Linked DNA regions of Mus musculus: regions 1 and 3 are each linked to region 2. Evidence: chromatin loops called from intact Hi-C (ENCODE). Cell type or tissue: left cerebral cortex. All regions are shown on one strand.

Region 1 (8,000 bases), 89 kb before region 2:
AAACAATGAATTCATGAAATTCTTAGGCAAATGGATGGAACTAGAAAATAACATCCTGAGTGAGGTAACCCAAACACAAAGAAAACACACATGGTATGCACTCTCACTGATAAGTGGATATTAGCCTAAATGCTCAGAATACCCAAGATACAATTCACAGACCACAGGAAGCTCAAGAAGGAAGACCAAAGTGTGGGTGCTTCAGTCCTTCTTACAAAGGGGAACAAAAATACTCATGACAGAAAATATGGAGACAAAGTGTAGAGCAGAGACTGAAGGAAAAGGCCAGAGACTGCCTGACCTGGGGATCCATCCCATAGTCACCAAACCCAGAGACTTATTTACTGTAGATGCCAACAAGTGCTTGCTGACAGGAGCCTGATATAGCTGTCTCCTGAGAAGCTCTGCCAGCGCCTGACAAATACAGAGGCAGGTGCTCTCAGCCATCCATTGGACTGAGCATGGGGTCCCCTATGGAGGAGTTAGAGAAAGCACTAGAGGAGCTGAAGGAGTTTGCAATCTCATAGGAATAATAATAATATCAGCCAACCAGACCTCCCAGAGCTCCCAAGGACTAAACCACCAACCAAGGAGTAGACATGGAGCGACCCATGGATCCTGCCACATATATAGCAGAGGATAGCCTTGTCGGGCATCATTGGAAGGAGAGGGCCTTGGACCTGTGAAGGCTCGAAGCCCCAGTGTAAGGGAATTCAAGGGTGGGGAGGTGGAGTAGATGAAGGAACACCGTCATAGAAGCAGGGGACGAGGGAAGGGTTAGGGGGTTTTGGAAGGGGGACCAGAAAAGGAGATAACATTTGAAATGTAAATAAAGAAAATAGCCAGTAAAAAAAATAAAATAAAATAAAAAGAGAGAAAGTTATTACCAAGGTATCATTTGAAGGGAGACATAAGTAATACAATATGCCACCCAGCATGTACAGGTCTAGAGAGCACCCAGCATGTGCAGGTCTAGAGAGCACCCAGCATGTGCAGGTCTAGAGAGCACCCAGCATGTGCAGGTCTTGAGAGCACCCAGCATGTGCAGGTCTAGAGAGCACCCAGCTTATGCAGGTAAAGGTAAGAGGCATGACAGAGGCTTGCTGGAACCTGTCTGCAAAGATCACTCCAGCTACATGGGAGGTGTATACATACTTATAGTAAAACACAAAAACAAATCCATACATTTTAATTTTTTTCCTGGTTCTTTGAGACAGGGTTTCTCTGTAGCTTTGGCTGTCCTGGAACTTACCCTGTAGACCAGGCTGACCTCAAACTCAGAGATCCACCTGTCTCTGTCTCCCAAGTGCTGGGATTAAAGGTGTGTGCCACCACTGCTGGGCTAAAATTCTTATTGAATGGTAGCACATGCCTTTATTACCACCACTCGAGAGGCAGAAGCAGGACTATTTCCTTGAGTTCAAGACCAGCATGGTCTTCAGACAGAGTCCTAGAACAGTTAGGGCTACACAAACAACAAACAAGCAAAAGTCGTAATGAATGAGAGGCTGAGGCTGGACAAAAGCACTTTCTAACAGTGCAAATGCCACCCGCTTCCCTCCAGAGCCGATCCAGCTTAGCAGTCTGCATACAGTAGATGTTTCACCCACTGCTGAGGCAATAATGCTAATAAGTCTCTTTCTTAAAAGAAAATAAAAAGGTTCCAGAAGTCAATCTAAAAATACTGGGGCATATGGGAGACACTGAGGTATGTCCTTGAATGTACTGGTTACAAGTGTCAGCTAGGACCAATGTGTCTTAATTACAGGCTCTGTCAGAGTTCTCAGTAAAGTGACCAATAAATTCATTCTAGGTTATCCGACCTGAACATAGTCAAGGGTACTCTGTCAAGCAATATCACAGTCACACGCAAAATAGCATAGAGTCTAATTATAAAATTACAACACATATTTAGGTGTGCTATTAATCAAGTCATAGATGACAAAGCAGAGAAATTACTAGAAGGTAGGCATGAAATGATTTAATCTAATCAAGTGTTAATCTCAAATCCTAATACTCATAAGAGGATTTCTCTAAAGCTATTTAATAAGATAAATCACCTACCAACCCATTCACTGGATCTTAAATTGCACTATAATGACCTTTTAAGCAATATAGTTTTCTGCCTTTGTATTGTCATGGTCACATGTATTTGTAAATATCTTTACAAGTGCATGTACACACAATTTGCAAACAAAATTAAGTTTTATCACATAAAGAAGCCCAATCAATGGAATTACTTCACTTCAAATTCTATCCATGCAATGAGATTACCCATGTTACCATACAAGTAAATGCCTAGGTCAAACTGGTTATAAGGGCTTTACAGGCTGATCCGGTGGGAAAATTCACAGCCTTGGGTTTAAGTACTTATTTAGCTTTCTACTTTCTAAGCTACAAAAACTATCTCCACAGAGACCATTTCTTTATTTAAGCTTTGGACAACCTGTGTAAGAAGGCCAAGAGGGATCTGAGGTAGGGGCAAGGAGAATCTCTGGTAGAGAAGCATCAGAAATTACCAAGGGCACAAGCAATGGACAAGAGGATTGCTAAAGTCAATGATCTTTTAATATGAAAAATTAGTTAAACCACAGAAGAAGAAAAAATCTCAAAATCCCTTCATGGGGTCAGACCAAACTATAGAGATGTATAATCCCACCTACTCAGGATGCTGAAGCAATAGAAATGAGAGAGTTCAAGGCCTGCCTGAGGAACTTAACAAAACCTTGTAACCAAAAGAATCAGAGAGGAGAAAAAGTGGGGTACTACAAGGTATAAATTGGCAGGCACGAAGTTTCCAGCACTGCAAAAACCAAAAACACAGGTAGTGTTTGTATCTTTGTGAAAATCAGGGGCCTGAAGTGAGGTGGAGGACCAAACTCGACAAGGTGCAGTCACATGCTGGACCCTAACAGGAGTGGAGGCTGGAAGAGCAGCAAGGGCCAGACTCAGTCAAGACAACACATCAATTAGCCTCAGTTTTCAGTACTCAGTTCCCCCAGGCCCCTGCACTTACTAAGCCTAGTGATTTTATTGCCAAGACGTTTTAAAATACATCCCATCCTCTCTGAGGTCATCAAACAAGAGACAAAGGCGACAGAGTATGCAAACAACACTCACTTGATCTTTCTTTTTTATTGAATTTCTGAGTCTTAATTATGACTTCTAAATACCAAACTCTAGATGAGTAAGAAATGGTTATAAATAGCTTTCTGTAATTTTTTTTGATTAAAGACGAAGAGAAAACATGATAAAAATACTTTGCCACTAAAAAAAAAAAAAAAAGAAAAAAAGAAAAAAAAAAAAGAAAAGAATCTCAGAAAACAAACAAAGAACTTTTATAGAACTTACAGTGGTCTCAACTGGGGCTGGGTGCCTCCTGGCTTTAAAGATGTGTGTATTAAGAAATGTTAAACATCTGCTTGTTTAAACACACATGGACTAAATATTAGTGTTAGCACTTAAGCTTATACAAATACTTACGAATCTAGATGAGTTGTCATTCCTCACAGTCTTGGCATTTCCAAAAGCTAACGAGAGAGAAACAGATGCATCGTTAAAGCTGATAGAAAAAATAATACTGAGCGGAAACATAAAGCAAGTGTAGTACTGGGCAGGAATAACCCTGGCAAGCAGAGCTTGCAGTGATGGCATGTCTACACACAATTCCCACGCAAATAGATCTAGCAGAAATTTTAATAAGTTTCTTAAACTTCCCTCAGTGGTTAGAAATACACAGAAAGAGAGCAAGTGGCAGCGTTGCATCCTGGCATTGTTTCGAGCACTGCTCTAAACTTAACCTTGCCTAGGTTGACACCGATTAACCCCTTTCCACAGGAACCTACTGGGCATCAAGCAGGTGCCTAGTCCTCCGCCAAAACTACCACTCAGGTTATTTCAGAAATCATTTTCTATCCTTATAGGTTTGGTGCACGTGGGTGAGGAATATAGATTGCAGGAGGCATGTGAAACTGAAAACCGTTTAATTTTGAAATAAAGCTATTTATGTAAATGTGATTACATAACTACAGTACAGTAAGAACTATACTGAGAGTTGGAAAATGAGTCATTTCAAATAAGATAAAAATGATACAGACTTTGGTAGCTCATGCCCAACAGGCAGACCTATAAGAAACATTCTAGAACACAAAGTGACCCAAAATGCACAGCCCAAGTCTGTTTTGATCTCAGTTGCTTCCAGAAGACCGATCTGCCCCGGGACAACCTTTGAAATGAGGACCCATGAGAGCTGCGGGGTGGTTCTGCCCCGGTCACAGAATGGTCCTGTTTAACACAGGTGACAGTGTAGTTGTGACAGCAAATGGACAGCTTCACCAAGCCTGTGCACAAACACTCACAAGCCAAGCTGGGGTGATGCAAAGGGAGAAGAGAGTCGTGTGAGTACAGGTCACATATGTAGAAAGGCTCCCTGTGGATGCCCCGACAGAACATCCCAAACCCTGAAGGGAACCCAGGCCAGCCCAGTACACCCTGGAGGACACAAAACTCTGCATTCCTACAAAGGCCCCCTCCAACCCAAGCTGTTTTGGTGACAAGTCACAATTGAGACTAGCAGCATCATTCCTGAAGATGTGGTTAAACAAAACGAACCTTTTGAATAAGAGGCTAGATACCACATTTCTGAAGCCTCCGTGACTTCATCAAGTTAAATGAGGGTTAGGGTGACAGGGAAGTGTCACAGAGCAAGAGTAAGTACTAGGCTAGCCAGACCTTATTTCAACAAACAAACAAACACCACATGGCTGGCTCAAAATAGGTTAAGTCAAAATTTACAAAGTCAACAGAGAAGGTTCCTTATATTTAGAGATGCTTGGGCCAAGTATGGTTTATTGAGTTCCTGACACCAAACTCTCACTTCAGAAGAAGATAGGCTGACATTTGTACACTGAGAGAGAAAGCACTGGAAACCTCAGCAAAGGAAACACGCTGAGGAAAGGGGGATTCTCACAAATTCACTGCCAAGCAAAAGTCATCTGTGAACGCAACCTTGACGACAGTGGACACCTGACCTGGTCACCATTAAACTGCAACATTTCCCATGCTTTTATGGGCTAGTCCTTTATGCCAGGTTTGAAATGTAGACCTGCCAAGTCAAATAATTAGAACAGGCCTAAATCCCAGTTCAAGATGCTGACACAAAGATCACTAGACTGTGGCCTGACAGTCAGGAAGGAGCGAAGCGCTGCTCCAGCACTTGGTTCAGAGCCCCATCTGCAAGCCATAAACCATCTCTTCCTCGAACAAGTCTGAGCTGCATATTATAAACACAACCCTAAACTCTCCAGTCTTTTACTGTGAGTCTGGAAATCTGAAACAAGTACTCCATTATAGAACACCCGAGACACATTCCACAGTTGTTGGTTGGTTGGGTTTTTTGTTTTTTTTTTGTTTTGTTTTGTTTTTTATAAAGTTCGTTGTTCTGAACGTTCATTTACAGTAGCAGCTCCAGTTAAAAAGCAAAGCGTTCCCATAAAAGATAACACACACCCACAGTGGACATTTCTTCCATTTCCTGCACTGCAGCGTCATTTCAAATACCACCAAATAAAAAGATCCTAGTCAAAAATGCAAGCTGCAGCATTCCGCTACGTTGTTGCTTTCAACCACAGCATTCCTAAAATAAGCCTGTGCAGAAATCAGCTCATGCAGAGCACATAACCTAAAGGCAAAGGGAGGAAGCAAAGGGGCCAGATCTCAGATTAGTAAAATGTAGTGATGCCACTTCTTACAGACTCTACCAGTTAAGGTACTAAATGGAGGAGCGATCAAACCGTAATAGCCTATTGGGCTCCATGCCTCCCCTATGCTGCCAGTCGGGCACATCAGTGGGCACAAAGCCATAGTCACTGCTCAGAGTTCAAGAAGATTTCCCAGAGGGAAGGAGGGGCCCAGGCAGAGTAGAAAAGGCAACAGGGAGGGATTGCGACCCTCCATGTCAAGGGTTGCCTACCAATCCCAAGATAGCTCTGCTTTCGTTAGCCTTCAATCTTGTCCTTCTGTGCTTGGAGCAATGGGTTGAGCCAAACTATTCCTCTGGCCCAGATTCTAAAAGTATGCTTTTGACTCCCTGGGGGACAGTGCCAATATTTGGAGGTTTTGTTTTTTTGTTTTTTTAATCCCAACAGGTACAAGGGTGTAACTGACACGTGGCAAGCAGAGGCCATAAATGCTAGAGCAGGCCTCCCACTCATACCAAAGACGTGCCCAGCACAGCAGCTCCAAGGCTAAGAAATCCAACTGGTGCTCCAACTGTGTTAGTCACAACACTGAGACACTTATACTATAAGACAAATTTAATAGCCTCTCTCCAATAAGGAAAAGCTGGAATTTCATGATTTAAAAAAAAATTTACTCAGTTTTTATTTTGTGTGTGTATATGTGTGTGTGTATATATATATATGTATATACATATACATATATATATATATATATATGGCAAGCATGTATATATATATATGCACATATATGTGTGTGCGTGCGTGTATACATACGCACACTACATCCATGCCTGATGTCTGCAAAAGCCAGAAGTAACTCTGGAATCAGATTTACTGACAGCTGTAAGGGGCCATGTATGTGTTAGGAACCAAACCCAAGCCCTCTGCAAGAGCAGCAACTATTCTTCTCCAGGATCCTAATTTCATTTTTAATGTAAGCATGGTTTGTTTATACCAACGGTAAATGTTATTTTTCATCTGGTGAAAGAATTCATCTCTAATTTATTCTTGATGATGGGCCAGTGTGCTTGCCCCTTTTCCTCATTCATATATTAAAGCGCTTACGCTCTATGCGACAGAATGGAGAGGTAAGCTTCTGGGAGGTACTTATGTGTGTGGAGCATGGAGAAGGGACACCAGGGAGCTCACTTCTGGTTTTGTTCCCAAGAAACACACAAGAAGAGCTTACATGAATAAGGTGGGAGTTGTCTCTAAGATGAGAGAGGTCTCCAAATGAAACCTATCTTAGCAGGATTTTGTTCTTAGATTTCTAGCCTCCAAGAATAATGAGCTAGTTACCAGAGAGCTAACAACAAAGCTTAGGAGAACTACATAGCATTTGGGCTTTCTTCGGTCCTTGATTTCCATGACAACAGACATAACCAGCCACAGGCATTACCATGAATAATAAAACATCACTACACCATCAACTGCAAAAACAGTCAATTTCTTAAAAGCAAACCAAAGTAAGTTACATAAAAATGGAATGGCAAAAGTATTTTTTAAATGGGAAAGTTCCTTTTCCATGAGTAAGCTATTGCCTCTTTTCAATACTTGAAACAAAGCCTCACAAGGCTTAATTCCTCTATAGGCTTTGGCCTGAACGGTGGGTGTCCTCTTCCCTCCCTGAACACTGGGCAGTTGAAGTGAACGAACACAGTTTGCTATTTGAATCACAAGGACCAAACATGAAATCCTTACCTTCCAGGACAGGGTTGGACTGCAGAAGCTGTTCCTTGACCTGATTGACTTCTGCTCCTTTTCCGCACACGGCAGCGACATAGGACATGACGAGCTTGCTGGCCTCTGTGGAGGGAAACAGCCATGTTACTCAATTCTAAAGAATCTTTGAATCATATTTGGAGAGAAGATTCACTAGCTGCATTTCCAAACATCTTTATTGTTGGGTAGACACATGTTTTGGAAACTTTTTCAGCTCTGCATTTTAAACTGATATATCATCAATTTAGTTAGAATATGGCTTGCGCTTGAAGCCTATTTCTGAGCTGTTAAAAACAAAAGCTAAGTTACATGGTCAACAAAAAAATCTCAGAAGACTCACATTCAGAGTAATCAAACACATACATCTATGTTCTGTTTGTGATTCAAGCCAAAAATAACTTGGGCATCTATACATCTTTGCCAAATGTATTTCTGAAGTTTAAAAGAACTGTTTTCCTTCAAAATAGTTTCTGAGTCAAATCAGTTTGTTCACAATTAGGTCAGGCTGATTACTCTTCAGCTCCAAAAGTGAGCAACTAA
Region 2 (8,000 bases):
GAATGCATATTGCTTTCAGAAACACCATCATAAATTCAGTCCATGAGGTAAGAAATAGGGGCTGTCTGAACTAAAAGCCTCGGTGGCAGAAAACCTAGAAGTAGGGTGTCTATTCCACCACAAGGCAGCCCTATCCCTATTCAGGCAGCTTGTTTGGGAGAGAGGCATACTGACCAGAAATAAGTTGGCTTACCTTAGATGGTAATTCCACAACTCATCAAAGTAAGAACTTGACTTAAGTCCGTGATGACTGGCGCTACCCTTGACCCATCGTGCACCTGAGGGGACCCCACCTCAGGGCTCAGCAGTCTCCCTTGGTTTGCTTAATTTACTTTTCACTCTAATCTATGTGGATCTCTGAGTAGACAAGAGGAGGCGAGAGGAAGAGGAGGAAAGAGATGTAGGGATCTGTAGTCCTCTCTACAGCCATGTGGGCTCTTGAGCTTGCTCTTCCATGAAAGTACAACTAAACCTTCTCTGTTCACAATTCTGACCCTGCTATGGTACCCACGACATAGAAAGCATCCAAATATTTGATGACTACATCAAAATGAATGCATTTAAATAACTAAAAGTCACCTTTCCTTACTTCCAAAAGTATATCATTTTAAATTAAAATGAATTGTGACATTCCCAACACATGCTCAAGTTACTTCCTGCTTCACTGAAAGCCGCCTGACTTCCGGTCCCATAGCAAGTACCTATGAGAAGACATTTAAATCAACCAAGAGCTATCTAATGAACAAATAAATACCCAGTCAATCCCTTCTTGATACACCAGAAACAGCAATCACAAAGGCATTAAACACTGACCACGAAAGCCATAAACACCCTAGAAAATCTAACAAAAGATGAGAAAGACTTTCACACATAAAGTACATATTAAATTTCACTGGGAGGTTGTAAAAAACCTAAGTAAACAGAGAGGTTTATCAGGTTTGTGGCCATAAGCCATAAGACTATAAAGCCGTCCATTCTCCCTGAATTTCTATTAAGATGCATGCAATTCCAGTAACACAAAACTGAGGGTGGAGCGAGGTGGGTGTGAGGAGCTCACAGCGAAGTTGGAGAACACAGGCACAAGTGACACAGACACTCAGCTGCGTGTGGCGCTGATACAAGTATAGAGAATGCTATGAATCCAGTAACTGCACTATGATAATGCTTAGCGTTATTTTTACCATATGATTGCTTCAAATATAGTCTCTTCTCTTAAGTTCAACCAGGGCGCACTGTAAACTCAAAAGTACAAGAACACCATGAATCTGGGGTAAAAACTGGTAAAGAAAATAGGGAAAGAACTGGATACTCTTAAATGTGTTTAGTGGATGGGGCACTTGGAAGAAACAAGCTGTTTTGTTTTGTTATTTAAAAAAAAGCTGGGTGTGATAGCTGGGTGTGGCACACAAACCTTTAATCTCAAAGGAGGGAGCAGAAAGATCCCTGTGAGTTCAAGGCTAGCCAAGGCTACAGAGAAAATGGGTGCCCGAGTGTGTGTGTGTGTGTGTCTGTGTCTGTGTCTGTGTGTGTGTCTGTGTGTGTGTCTGTGTGTGTGTCTTGTGTGTTGTGTGTGTGTCTAAAGAAGGAAGGAAAGAAGGAAGGGAGGGAGGGAGGGAGGGAGGCAGGCAGGCAGGCAGGCTGGCAGACAAAAAGAGCATTATGAAGTTAACAGGATGAAGCATATGCAATTCATGCAGGACATATTCTCAGCAGAGTCAGACAGCCATGGATTTGAAAATGTCCAATGAAGTGACAACAGCAGTTGTGCAGAAATAAGTTCCTCAAGAGGGTACCTACCGGAGGCATCAGGCAGATGTGTGACAGCCACAGCTCCTTCTCAGAACTTCACTGCACATATCCACAAAGGCCAGGAGGTCATCCCGAAAGGAAACTTACTTCAAAGGAAGCAATTCAAATGAAGTAGTAGCAACATTGGCCAAGGAACCCTCTTTATGTAATTTATGAGAGTCATTTTTCCCAGTCTGCTACTCTTTTTGTGGAACAAGCTATTTGGGGCAAGTGCTTTTAAAAGTCTAAAGCAGAATAAAGGCTTCAGGGTTCCAACAGAGAGTGCAAGCTGAATTTAGCAATGACCTAGGTGGATAAAAGGTCACAGAAAACAGATAAGTGGGTGATAAGGATGCTTTTTAGTAAAAACAGTCAAGCTAAGCACAGATTTAGATGGGTCTGGGGGACAGTGAGCCACCTCCACAGGAAACAAAACCAGCACTTTGTGCCTGGCCCTGTCTCAAGTACAGCCAACATCCTTTCATGTGCATCTCTGCAGAACTTGGGGATTCAAAATCAAAATAACAACTCCACAAGTTCTATCTTTAAGGAAGGTAAGAAACATAGAGCTTATAAGATAAAAATAAACAAGTCAAGATTAACTTCACTAGGCCTGAAAGGTGTTTTAAGAAACTGCCCTAATAATGGGTGTTCAAGACCCCCTTGGTCATGCATAAAACCTACATGGGAAGTCCCACTGCACTTCCTTCCCCCAAATGTCACAGAACATGAAAGGAGGAAGCCCTAAGTCACAACCCTTCGTGGCAGTTCACATGCTTCTATGACTACTTCTCCGCACCCTGGAGATGTCAGGCAAATGAGAACTTTTTCCTATGTGGCTCACCCTGTCACGTGCACATTCATAACTATGGTTCCTCTACTTGAAATGTAAGTGGATTATAGGAGGACTGAAAAATACAGCTAGCAATGCAAACTGGCGCAAACCCAATGTTATGAAAATTAAGCTATTCCTCAAGGCAGCTGGGCTCTGGCTCTAAAGTGAATGGACGCTGGCAATGCTTTTGAAACTCTTTGAAGGAGGAAGAAATGGTCGGCTAGGATGCGAGCATGTTTCCTATCTGAACACGGCAAAGAGCTCTGCAGGGGAGAATAGCACAGAATTTAAAGGGAAGGAGCGGGGAGGGGAGTTTACACACTGAGAACTGTGAGTGGGGCGATAGGAAGCAATCAGTTCTCTGGGGGGAGGGGTGTGCGGGGGAGGGGTGTGTGTGTGTGTGTGTGTGTGTGTGTGTGTGTGTGTTTAGGTCAGTGCTTGAAATTTTTTCTTAAACCAGGGAAGGGGCATAACAGGTCCATGACACATGTACATAAGGCCAATAACTAATAATTTCTTCCATTTTCTTTCAATTTAGCTTTCTAAAAGTTATTTAAAGATACTAAATTCTAAACTGGGAAATGGTGGTACATTTAATCCCAACACTCCAGAGGCAAAGGCAAGCAGGCAGAGCTCTGATTTTTAGGCCAGCCTGGTCTACAGAGTGAATTCTAGGATACCCAGGGCTACACAGAGAGATCCTATCTCAAACAAACAAACAAACAAGGAACAAAACAAAACACAAAAGAATGCTGAATTCTTAGGCTGGATAAGACCAGGACTCAAGAGTTTGTCCAAAGAATCTCAAATTCAAGGCCAGCCTGGGCTAAACAGTGGGTGAGACCTTGTCCCATTTAAGACTGGGGACAGGGAATACCCAGGTGATTTGGGCTTGCTGCTGCTCCCCTCCACTCCCTGCCCTTACGCCACCCCACCCCAGTGCTACAGATTAAACTCAGAGGGCATCTAATACTAGGCAAGGGCTCTACCTATACCACAGCCCCAAATATTTTTATCATATATTCAGGGGAAATCTGTGTGGTAGTTACATACATGCATCCAGCATGAAGGACAAAATATTAATTGCCTGAATTTCTCTTTTGAAAAAGTTTAAAAACTTACCAAAAACAAAACAAAAATAAAAACAAAACCCTAAATTTTCTTTTCATGTTAATGGCAAAACTCCATTTTCTCCAAAATCTCAGGGCACCTAACGCCCCTGAAAAACCCAGCTTGATATCCTCTTAGGCTTGTCTGTGCTAGAAGGAAAGACAGAAACCTGACTGCTTGTCAGGTGCAGAAATTCTACTAACCCCCTTTCCCCCTCCCCCCTTCTCCCTGAGTCTCTCAAGCCAACCTCTGCAGGGGCAGACACACACACACCATTTCACACCATATTACCCTGTACTCACTATGACTACAGCACACTGTTTCCACCTACACTGATGGCCTGAGGCCAGCTGAGCTCCCAGGAAACTCCTAGACAGCGCCCAGTTCCCACAGAAAGAGATGTGAGGCTGTGGGCTTTGGGGAACTGACAAGAAAGATCACCAGCCAGAGCCTGGCTTCTCAGAACCAAGTCTCGTAGGGATAGGAATCAGGACAGGAGAGCTAAGCACAGGATTCAGAAAAGTGGGAGAAAGCAAACCATTTTCCCAACTACGGGCCAGCCAGGGCACATGCAGGAGGCCAAGCTCTAGATGACCAAGGAAACAAGCAAGGAAGAAGGAGTCTCTCTCCGAAGTGGATGCTCCCTCAAAATCCTCAAAACTCATCCCTTGAAAGTGGTTCAAGGCCAGTGAGAGAGTTCAGTTGGTGAAAGTGCTTGACACACGAGTTCTATGACCTAAGTTTGATCTCTGGGACCCATGGAAAGGTGAAAGAGAAACAAACAAATAAACAAAACCCTATGCCACAGAGTGTACTCATGCATGCACTTGCAACAGCATAAATCATGCACTTCTTGAAAAATATCATGAACGGCCCCGTTAGGACAATGTGAACTAGGAAGGTAATGGTTAGCATCAACGTGACAGAATTTAGAATTACCAAGGAGATGGGCCCCTGGGCATGTCTGTGGGGATTACTATGATTGTGCCGGGGTAAAAAGACCCATCCACTGTGGGTCACTCTCTGGCTGGGATCCTGGACGGTGTGAGTGGGAAATGTGTGACCGGCAGCAGCAGCAGGCATTCACTGCCCTCTGCCCATTGACTATGGGGAAAATATATCCAGCTGCCTGGAGCGCCTATGGCCCTGATGTCCCAGCTAAGACTGACAAGTACCTTGAAGTGTGAGCCAAAAGGAACAATTTCTTTAAGTTCCTTTGTCAAGGTATTTTAACACAGCAACAGGTACAGAGACTAAGACAGAAATATCCCTCCTTTATGGACATTTCTGGCTCAGCACAGCCTTTAAAACACAAATACACCTGAGGTGGTGGTGAAGTGACAGTCCCAGTGAACTCAGGACATAAGGATGTTGGAGCTAAGATCTGACAATTGCCCATGTGTTGCTCACTCCTTCTCACACGAATTCCAGGGATTAGACCTCAGGGTCCTGGGCCTGAATCGTCTAGATGGAAACAAAGCCAAGGAAGGAGCGGGCACCCGTGCCACACTTCCTTCCTCTCTTCCCACTTGGTTATTTTCAGCTTCTGTCGGAGCAGCATGCATTGCCTTGGCCTCGATCGCCACAGCTGTCACAGCCATTTTCTTCATCTCAACAACATCCACCCTCTAGGCAAATCCATCTGCCCTGCTACACTGTCCTTGGAGACACAGTGGATTTCCTTTATTGCTCTTGAAAGGTGTCAAATACAGGGTCTCACTCACATCAACTGGGTGCTTAACAGAATACGAACTGATGAAGAAGGTCCCCAAAACTGTCACAGGTGACCAAAATCTGAAGAGTCTGCTAAGCACCTTTCTCCCCATCCCCCAAGCACTGCTTCAGTGCTGGCCTGTAGAAAGATGCTCACAGACAAGAACTCACATATATTGCCTGTCTTGGAGAATTAATGATGTAAAGAGACCAAAGTCGCTGGTATGCCATTGACCCTGGAGATCAGATAGTATCCTGGGCTGAAATACTTAGACAGGGGCTGAAATACTTAGACAGGGCATAATTTACAGTCTCTAAATTCTTATCGTAGGAACTAATATGTATGTATGCATACATACAATATATATATATGTGTGTGTGTGTGTGTGTCTGTGTCTGTGTGTCTTTGTGTCTGTGTGTGTCTGTGTGTGTGTGCACTATAAGTGGAGGGATGTGATTTTTTTTTTTTTACCTGCCCCAGGAACATTCTGAGAAGTCCATAAATAATTCAATGCAAATCTCCATCCTGTACTTGGTGGTTACTCTTGGGCCAAGGTCTGGTCCTTCTGCCCAGCACCACTCTGTTCCAGCCCAAGGATACAGGTCACTTCTGTTCCCCTTTTATACTGATGTCTAAACTAGTTCACTTCCCAGTAGGAAAGGACTAAGTACACAAATCATGTGGAATGTGAGTTCCCACAGAGCTCAGTAATGTGATGATCTCAGAGGATCCAGCGGAGGAAGACCCTTGACACTTCTCTATGGAAGAATGTCTTCTGTAAAGGGCTCTTGCCAGGAGCACGGGAAGCGTGTGCTGGGAATATCCTCAGCCTGCGGCTGCCTGTGTTTCCAGCTCTGATGCCCCACTTCCTCTCTGCATCACATTCCTCCTGGGTCTCAGCTGAGGAGGAGCAAAGGGCAGTGTTCTCAGAGGCCTTAAGAGAAAAAGCCAAAATGGATGTCAAGCAAGAAATAGGAAATACTATATATAAAGTCAACTTCTAGTCTACCAATTTGAAATGTTTTCTTTTTTTAAAAAAAAAGAGAGCTTAATTTTAAATGCTGGCCCCGAAATAAAGTTGTTTCATTGAAGCTTATGTAAACTGGGTGTGGTGGCATATGCCTATAATCCCACTGTTCATGGGATGTAAGGATGGCAAATTCCAGGCCAGCCTTGGAAAACACCAATAAAGGGAGCTAGAGATGCAATCCCTTGGGAGGGTGCTTGCCCAGCATGCAGGAAGCATGAAGTTCAGTATGCAACACCTCTGAAAACCCAGTGAAGCAGCAGGAAGCAGAACAGATGTCCAGGGTCATCCTCAGCTACATAGTGAGTTCTAGGCCAGCCTGGGCTACATAAGACCCTGGTGGGTTGTTGTTGTTGTTGTTTTAAGTATGCTTATAAACTTTTCAAATATTGCCATTTTAAAGTCGTGGTGCCACTTATCTGGCCTGCCAAAACTATTCTGCAGTGGCTTTAGGAAGGGTCAATGCACATAATGCACATGAAAGTGATTTGGAATCTGCAAAAAGCTAATCAAAAGGCAAATTATGATTATTCATAAGATTTTGCTTATGTGTTTGTTTGCTTGTTGTTTGAGACACAATCTCCCTACATAACCCTGGAACTCAGTAGTCCAGGCTGGTCTCAAACTCACTGTCTGCCTCTGCCTCCAGATAACTGGGATTAATGACATAGCGCAATTATACTGTGTTTAGTTAGAACACTGACTTTAGAATTGAGCACTCAGACTTCATTTCTGTCCCTTCCTGGATACTGTACAACTATAATACAAGAAGCAAAGTACTAAGCAAGGAGCATTGGCTCACACCTATAATCTCAGCACGTCAGAGGCTAAAGCAGGAGGATTACCTTGAGTTAACAGCCAGCCCAGGATATATAGTGATTTCTAAGACACTCTGGGTCACAAAGACCTGTCTCAAAACAAAAACCAAAAATAAAAAAAAATAAAAAATTTAAATAAAAATGTAACTGGGTCTGGTGGGTTGTGCTTACTAAGCTAGCCCTAGGGGTGAAAGACGAAGCAGAATGATCAAGAGTTCAAGAGCAATCGATCTCAAGCTCCATAGTGAATTCTAGGCCAGCCTGGGCTGACACCTTTGGCCACGTTGTTTTATTAAAGATTAATATAGTGATGAAGCCTATAAAATTCTACACATAATAAACCTACTAAATGGTAACTATAATTAGTGTTGGCCTATTTAATTAATATGTAAATGTCTAGCTATTGAAAATAGTGGATCAGAGGAGGAAGACAAACCTCACCCAAAGCAGATCAAGTGGTACCAGCAGGAATATACAATAGACGCCAAGGATGTTACAGTGCTCTTAGACAAATGTCCATCTCACTCGAAGCCCACACCCTTCCCCAGTGAAGTCGGTCCATCCCTGTTGCTTTGCATAGCTCTGTAGGGAAAGTTGGTGTTAAACACCAGACTTGACAAAGTGATGACTCATCCCAGAGGGGGTGCAGCGAGTTGCCAGGCTTATCACACAATCCCGCATCCACTGGGACAGCCAGAGGCCAGAAAT
Region 3 (8,000 bases), 71 kb before region 2:
CAAAACTAATGTCTGCTACAGTTTTATCCTTTCTGAGTTTGGGTACAGAGAATAGTATTTCCAAATCTTCCCAGAATAAAACCATTTCCTCATTCAGGACCACACTGAAATCCTTTTATTAGAAGCACAGCCTGCCCTTGCACACATGGGTCAACATCTACATAATCTCAGTTCTTTAGGATCAAAAGACTCTAGAGCAGTGAGTCTCTACCTGTGGGTTACAAACCCTTTGGTGTTGGGGGAAAGAGGATCAAATGGCCCTTTCACAGGAGTTGCACATCATATATTTACATTGAAATTCCTAACAGTAGCAAAATTCCATTGTAACGAAAATAACTTCATGGTTGGGAGGAGCTGTACTAAAGGGTCGCAGCTCTGGGGGGTTGAGAAGCAGTGCTGTGACTTACACTGGATGGCTGGCACTCTGATGGTGCCTTGACCCCTCCTCCATCAAGACGTGCTGTCCACAGAACACCAACTGTGGGCATCAGCCCCTGCACAGCAGCTGTGGACACCTGGCTCCCAAGGGCTACCTGGCTCCTTTCCTGCTGCCTTGCAACAGCATCTCCTTCCAGAGAGGGCAAGGTCAGTTTGGTGGTGGTCTCACCTGTTTTTCCTGCTCCACTCTCCCCAGTAATGAGAATGCATTGATCTTTATCTTGATCACGGAGGGATCTGTATGCTTCATCCGACAAAGCAAAGCTACAAGAAAAAAATGTGGGAGGATTCAGCTGGTTAATATATGTTCATCGGGTACCCCTGGGTATTCTAAGAGCCTCTGTGATTTGCTTCAAAGCACAGGTAAATCATCACATTTTATTTCTTGCCAACTTTTAAAATATACAAATCAATATATCCATCCTTTCTGGCCCACTTACCTTTTCCCATGAATTCTCTACTAAGCAAATAACACTGATTTATTTAGTTTAAAGTGAAATTTTATTTATCTCTCCTGCACGTGTGGGTGTGTGCGCACACGTGTGTACAAGTGTTTCTATTAAAATCTAGGTAATTCAGAGAGCCAAGGAGAAGATGTCACACTGCCAAGTCCACAACTGGGTAATATTGAGATTGTATTGTTCAGGGCAATACTCAAGCATTTCGAAATAATGAGAAAGCATTATCAATTTATGGAAGCATCAATATAATAATAAAAAATATTTTTCCCAAACATTAGCAAGACACATTCAAATACCACCAAGTTGTGACTACTATGAACTTCACAATGCAAGATGGAACTTAAGACCCACTGGCTATGTAGAGTTCACCAAGGTTCTTGGCCACTGCCTGGCGCTCAACTTCTCATCTTACCTTACGATGTCCCCTATCAAGACACTGAGGCTAGTCCTCCTGTTGGTCTGTCCCTCCTTGAGTTTTACTAACAAGACAAATGTCCTTCTTTCATTGAAAAAAAAAAAAAAAAGAAAAGAAAAAACTCTGAGCAATATGATAAATACTTTTGCCAAGTTTCTACTTCTCATTTGTTAATACATTATTTACTGAGAGTTGACATTACTTTACTGAAAGTGTGTCAAGAACAAGCTGGGAATATAAAATATTCAGCCTCTTTTGTGCAAAGAAGAAACAAACATGAACAGCTCATGCCTCCTGATAATGTGGAGAGCAGCGCTGAGCAAGACAGCAACCCAAGAGGGTAGGGACTGGAGTCGGAGAAGAGAAATTCTAAGAGGTGGAAAAATTAGTTCCAAAGAATGAATTTGCAAGGCAAAGAGCTTCTGAGCATAAACAAAGGCCAGGCTAGCAGGGAAGCAGGCTGACACAGGCTTCAGGGGGCACTTCCATGATGCTGGAGGGCATATGGAAGGGGACCTGAGAAGAACTTCACAGGGTCCCAATAAGAAACGAACACATGTTGAAGGGTCTCGCTGCAGGAATGAATATATGTGAGAGTGGAAAAGGCAGGACTGGGAGCTAGGAACAGCTCCATTTACTAGAATGTTACTCATTTTAAATCTCACAAGACTGGCACAAACAAGGATGTACCTTCATACCGCCAGAATGAAATGAGAGACCACTGACCCCGCCTCTGACTTTGGCTGGGTCACAATGTGACAAAGGAGCCCGGAGAAAGCAAGTGGGAGGCAGGGAGGCTAGGCACAGAGGAGTTCAAACATAGTCTAAGCTTCCATATCTTATCTCCTGCTAGACGGTTGTGTGGTACCAGAGGCGAACCGCTCTTACTCTGTAACCTTCAGGTCGACTTAGCTGTGGCCTTGCATGTAATAAGTAAACTAAGCATACTGTTGAATAAACGTATGATTAAAAGTAAAGAGAAGCAGACATTATTATCCCCTTCTACAATATAAGCTCCTGCATGGTAGAGGTTTTCTAGCCAATAAATCCCTGTGTTATGCACACAGCTTTAAATCTAATATGTAACATGACCAGTGCAATGCAGGATGAATGCATGCGTGCACTGTCTCTGAACAATGCGGGAGTGAGCTTCATAAAACACCTAAATATCCAGTCCCATTCTCTCTGTGACCTTCATGCAGGGAAGGAGAGCATTGCTTAGACTTTCCTCCTCACCTGTCTCCCTCCCACTGTTCCAACTTGCAGATAATAGTTCAGAGACGTCACTTACATCGTCTTCTTTGGCATGCAAGGTGGAAAAAGTATATTACAGTGACTACATAAAAAGTTTTCCAACCACACAGATTTACTGAATATTCTCTTGGATTGTTGAATGCAGGTGGTTCCAGGGCTGGATTTAGCTTTGTTTCTATATTATTTGAGCAACAAATAATGAAAAATTACTTCAAACAGGAATAACAGCATTTGGCCCATAGATGCACACACATAAAAGGTTGGGGGAAATGACTAAGTAATTCTGCCAGGGGTTTACTGTGGGCAAAACACCAAAGCTGAACACATACTTTTTTCTGTCTGACCAAACAGGAGTATAATTATCCCTTGGCACCTATGAAGAATTTTTTTCTCCCAGCATCTTCTGACATTCCTCTTCCCGACTCTCCCTGGCTACCCAAATGGTGGATGTTCAAGCCCCCTTATATAAAGTGATGTTGTATTTCCAAATAACCGCTGCACAGCTCCTGGAATACTTTAACCCGTCTCTGGAGGACTGCAATGCTTCCTCCAATACTAGTGCTACAAATAGCTGTAATATGTAATAATGGCAAAAGGAGACGTCTGCACGTGTTCAGTGCACACATAATGTGCTTTCTTGGTATTTTTGATCCAAGGTTGCTTGAATCCATGGATACAGAAAACCAACAGTACTTAACTGCTTAAGGACTTGATTCATCAAACGGCAGGCGTAATTTTAGCACAAGATAAAAAACACAAAAGGGATGTTTCTTCTTTTAAGATTCTTGAAAGTGACTGATTTCTAACTGCCATGAAAATGTACCAAAATATTTGAGCACTTTAAAAGCTGTCTTGCTCTAAGACACACCCACCTCAAGTCACAATAATGCCACCGCTCTTAACTCTTACAGACACAGAGCTCCACTTCTTTAAATGACCAAAAGAATGCCCCCAAAGAACACAATCTCCCTTTTGGACGTACTCCTCTTCCTCCCTGGCAACTCCACACACACTCATCCCCAAGGCCACCGTTTATAAGTATAAACTAAAGCCATATGCCAGGCCTCCCAACTCTCTATAATTAAAGAACCTAAATAAATCCTAGGGAAGTTTCAGCTAAAAGCAGCCATGATCCACATGCTTCTCATTATTCTGTGACGTGTCAGCATTATTTACCACACACAAGGATGAACCATTATGACTGAACGATGATAGCACAGGGAAAAAGCATGATTTCTGCCAGACCCCATGAAAAGCAGGGATTTCTCCACCTCTTCCACCCTGGAGCTGAACCTTAGGAATGAGGGCAACCTGGTATTTATTCCCAAGACTTCGAGATCAGCCACCCAGCTGCTTCCTGAGCACCAAACCTTTTTGCCCAGCAAGCACCAAGATACCATCCTCCACTGTGCATTTTGAAACAGCTCTGACTATTACCAGGATTCAGTTTCAAAAAGTTTGGTTTGGGGCTCATCTGTCATTTTCTATGAGGGTAGAATGGTGGGTTGCATGCTGCAAAGAGCCCAGCTGGTATTTATGTCCTTCCTCTGCCTTATTTCTACTCGAGAGTGCTAATCATAGTGGTGCTGCCCACGTGGCCATCAGGGGAATGGCAGGGCTTCCTTCTCCACACTCTCTGCTCTCCACCCTGCCATTTCCTTGCCAAGTTTGTTTCACCTCATGTGCAGAGCAGAAAAGACTGAGCTATTCGCTTCACCGTGACACCACCGATACCCAGGCACACAGGCCCAAGAGTAGCCCGGGTTTCAGTGTCTCCAGCTCTGCCCAAATGGGTGGCTGGAAAACACACCCAGTCTGTTCCGAGCACTCGCAGTTGGATCGCTCCCTTAACTAGGGTTTAACAGAAGAGAATCTGTTTCAGAAAAATCTCCTGAACTCAGATAAATGATTCCACCATCCAGTTTCAAGTGCTCATCCTCCAAGGCTCTCAAACTGGCATTCCCTCCCATGTGATCCCGAATCCCAGAGCATTTCAACCACCCTCGGGAATTCCCCTTCTCAACTCAGCCCTCTTCAAATAGTTCAGACTCAACATTCTCTTCTAGAACTAAAATCTCCACTGTCTCTTTCCCTTTCTAACTCTATCTAGTTCAGCTCTGACATCTCAGTGTTTCTAAACTAAGTTACCTCCCCCCCACACACACACACAAAAATTTGCTTAAAAATGCCTAAGGTCCATCTGCTAAATCTAAGTTCATTTCCAGCCTGATCAAGATGCAAGGCAGACTACAAGAAGACCTAAAAGACAAGGAAAAGGAGAAACTGGGGGTTCTGTTTTCTGAGGAAGAGTCCCTACGTTGGCTTCCTTGTAATATACTTTGTAGATAACTACATTCTACAAAGAAGTTAATTCAGCATGGCTGACTTGGCGTAGGCCAAAGTGCAATTAAACTGTTAAAGGCAAAAGTACCAACACTGTAAAGTTGAGGCTGCCCCTTATGATGTGCTAGAATGACTATCTGGTGGACAGTTGGAACGCTGATTTATAACAACAAGGTGATTTTCCCAAGAAGGTAAACATTTCTAAACTTACAGTCCAAGACAGTTAAGTATATGAAGGTATTTCCTCATAGCTACCCCGGTTAGCGACCTAACAATCCAAGCTTCAGTGCAAGAGGAGACAAAGATCAAAGTAAGCCTTCCTCAAAAGAAAGGAGGAGAGGCAAAATGTCCAGGATGAAGTGAAAGGGAAGGAAAGGGCAGGTGTGGGGTGTGGGGGCCTCAGCACAGTGTCCTCTAGCATGGCACTGTAACACTGAATTTGCGAGTCTCAGAGTTTAAGGAGGTCTATCACAAATCCCCAAACCTCAAAATAATGCCGGGTTACAACCAGAATTTTCAAAAATTATTTTTTTTTAAAACCTGGGTAAGAAAAAAGAAAAACAAACCAGAACAGAGAACAATAACTGAGGGGTGGGGGCGGCTCAGCTGGGTGTGCTTGCTGGACAAGAGCATGGCCCTACGGATGGCAACTGAGGGCAAAAGAAAATCCATGGAATCTGAGAGTAACCCAAGCAAAGACTCCTGAACCGGCCATCTTCTGTAACCAGGCAAAGTCCAAAGTGGGGAGGCTGGGACATCAACTCAGCCATAAGAACCTTCAACCAACAGCTGTCCTGCCTGCAGAGTGTGCTGGGACCAGAGCCTAGCATCATCCTCAAAGAGACCAGAGAGACTTCATCCAGCAACTTAATGGGAGCAGATGCAAAGGACCACAGCCAAACATTAGGCTGAGGCTGGAAGTCCTGCAGAGGAGCAAGAGGAAGAGCCAGAGGGGTCAGGGACACACTATGAGAATACAGCCCACAGATCAACTAACCAGGACTCATGAGAACTTGAGAGACCAGGGAGCCTGGATGGGTCTCACCTAGGTCCTCTGCATATATATTATGGCTGAGTAGCTTGGTGTTATTGTGGGAATCAAAACAGTGGGAGCAGAATGGGGGCTTCTCCTGACTCTTTTGCCTACGTAGGGACCCTTTTCCTCCTACTGCGTTGCCTTGTCCAGCCTTGATGTGATGATATGTGCCTAGTCTTATTGTAGCTTATTCCATTTGGTTCATGTCCCTGGGACTCTGCTCTTTTCTGGGGAGGGGAGGAATATGGAAGAGAAAGGATGTGGGGGTGAGGGGGAGAGGAAGGAGGGGAAGCCACTGTTGGAATAGAAGAGAAATGAGTAACAAAAAAATAATAAAGATTTTAAAAAGAATACAGCCCGGAATTGGATTCCCAGCACTACATAAACCAACCATCCACGAGATGGTCACTCTACCACCTCATACCCTTATGGGACAGCTTTATCCTTAGTACTGTTGCTTTGGACAGTTTTGCTGCACTATGGCCTATGCCAGCACAGCCACGCAAGAGGTGAAGGCAGCAGGATCAACTCAAGGCCATCCTCCTGCACACAGAGAGTTCAAGGACTGCCTGCAGCAACATGAGACCCTGTCTCAAACAAACACAGAAGGTAAACTGAGTCAATTGCATGGCATGTGAGAAAGGATACAAAAGAATGAGTCAAGACATGCTGCCCACAGGAATTATATTTTTTAAAGAACTGCTTTTTTTGTTTGTTTTGATTTTTTAAAAAAGAACTATACTTTCCTTTTCTACATCTAAACTCAGAGAAAGCCCCAAACTGCCACCCCAATAGAAGAAAAGTATCATACTGCAGTACAACAAAACACAGTGGCACTAAAATAGATTTTTAAATGATCTATATCTATAATTTTCTAAAGTATTTTAGCTCATTTAACTCCTAAGCTCATGTACATTCATAGCCTAAACATTCTTTGGGCTGCATTCTAGCTGGAAAAGTTATGTCTCTACTGGCCACCAAATAGACACAATATAATGCGTCAAAATGAAGACATCTGTTCTGTACTGACAAGGGCAGAACACGAAATGAAAGATTAAAGGTCCAGCTTCAGAGCAGGACACGGCACACGGCTTGAGGCATCTTCCTTTAGACCCGTGCTGGCATCCAGAAAACACCCTCCCATCACTACACCCGCTAACCTCAGTGCTCACAGATTTCATGATATCTTGTCACTCAAAAATAAATGTTAATCTTTACAGTCAGGTGTGACCACTAAGAGGACAGAATCACAGTACGTCACATGGGTTATATTTCAAGGCATAATAAAATCCCCACATGACTTGACTGCACACTCTCGTAATTGAGCACTGGATTTAGTAAGCAATGCTTTCTATCTATGCTGGTTACAAAAAAAAAAAAAAAAAAAAAAAAACAATCCAACTTGACTAAGAGTATTAATTCAGAGGTAGACAGCTAGCTTAGCATGCATGAGGCCCTAGGTTCAACTGCCAGCACTAAAATTAATTAACTAGCTAATTAATTAATTAAATGAGTATTCTTCTTTTGAGATTTTAGAAATTTTTATTACAATGCCCTTAGTACAAAAATGCTTAGGGTCATATCCAAAATCTTTGGATCCCATTATCAAAATCATAATGGAGACCTACAGTTCATTGAGGCTCAACAGACTGGCCTGAGACTCACCCAACAGAATAAACACCATGAACACATGTCCTTCTACCAGACAGAGACAGCGATGATGGGGGCTGGATGGTGGGCTGGACCAGTGATGGTTCTTTTCATAAGTGACTACAAAAGCCAGGGTTGGAGATGGCATCAGGAAGCAGATAAGAGATTTGGGGAAACTAAATCATCCCAGGAAGGAAAAGGACTGGATTCAGCTTTGAAAGCCATATAGAAGAAACTTTGGCCTTTGTGGCTTGGAAGCAGCATTTTGGTATTTAATGGTAAACCGGATGTGCAGCCAAGGACTACTTTCAGAAAACTTGATCTGTTCTAAAGTCTAGGGCACCAACATGCTACCACAGGGCAAGAGCCCTCCTCCATAACAGCATCCTTCCTGGACTTGGAA

Evidence for each region. A loop is a pair of places that touch in the nucleus more often than their neighbours do. Peaks named below come from ENCODE experiments on the same cell type or tissue, not always from the same donor. Only the 100,000 strongest peaks of a DNase experiment are listed, where the experiment ranks them.
Region 1: it touches region 2 in a loop (2.0-fold over the local background); 6 of 42 quality-filtered maps call a loop at or near these places.
Region 3: it touches region 2 in a loop (2.0-fold over the local background); 9 of 42 quality-filtered maps call a loop at or near these places.

What each region holds. Positions count from the first base shown.
Region 1 is chr1:51,816,658-51,824,657 of GRCm38, forward strand. Myo1b (myosin IB) reads right to left here. Exons shown (of 31, transcript NM_001161817.2): 5 at 7,440-7,544; 6 at 3,484-3,530. Among named protein-coding and RNA genes, the nearest start is that of Myo1b, 95 kb to the right of the region's middle. In left cerebral cortex, no CTCF peak of the experiment used is centred here; DNase peaks (open chromatin) are centred at 3,733, 5,595 and 7,112; H3K4me3 peaks cover 450 bases; H3K27ac peaks cover 3,059 bases.
Region 2 is chr1:51,905,334-51,913,333 of GRCm38, forward strand. All of the region lies in intron 1 of Myo1b (myosin IB), which reads right to left. Among named protein-coding and RNA genes, the nearest start is that of Myo1b, 6.6 kb to the right of the region's middle. In left cerebral cortex, no CTCF peak of the experiment used is centred here; DNase peaks (open chromatin) are centred at 1,069, 1,985, 2,730, 4,089 and 3 more places; H3K27ac peaks cover 531 bases.
Region 3 is chr1:51,833,842-51,841,841 of GRCm38, forward strand. Myo1b (myosin IB) reads right to left here. Exons shown (of 31, transcript NM_001161817.2): 4 at 608-702. Among named protein-coding and RNA genes, the nearest start is that of Myo1b, 78 kb to the right of the region's middle. In left cerebral cortex, a CTCF peak has its summit at 4,176; DNase peaks (open chromatin) are centred at 3,688, 4,160 and 4,612; H3K27ac peaks cover 1,536 bases.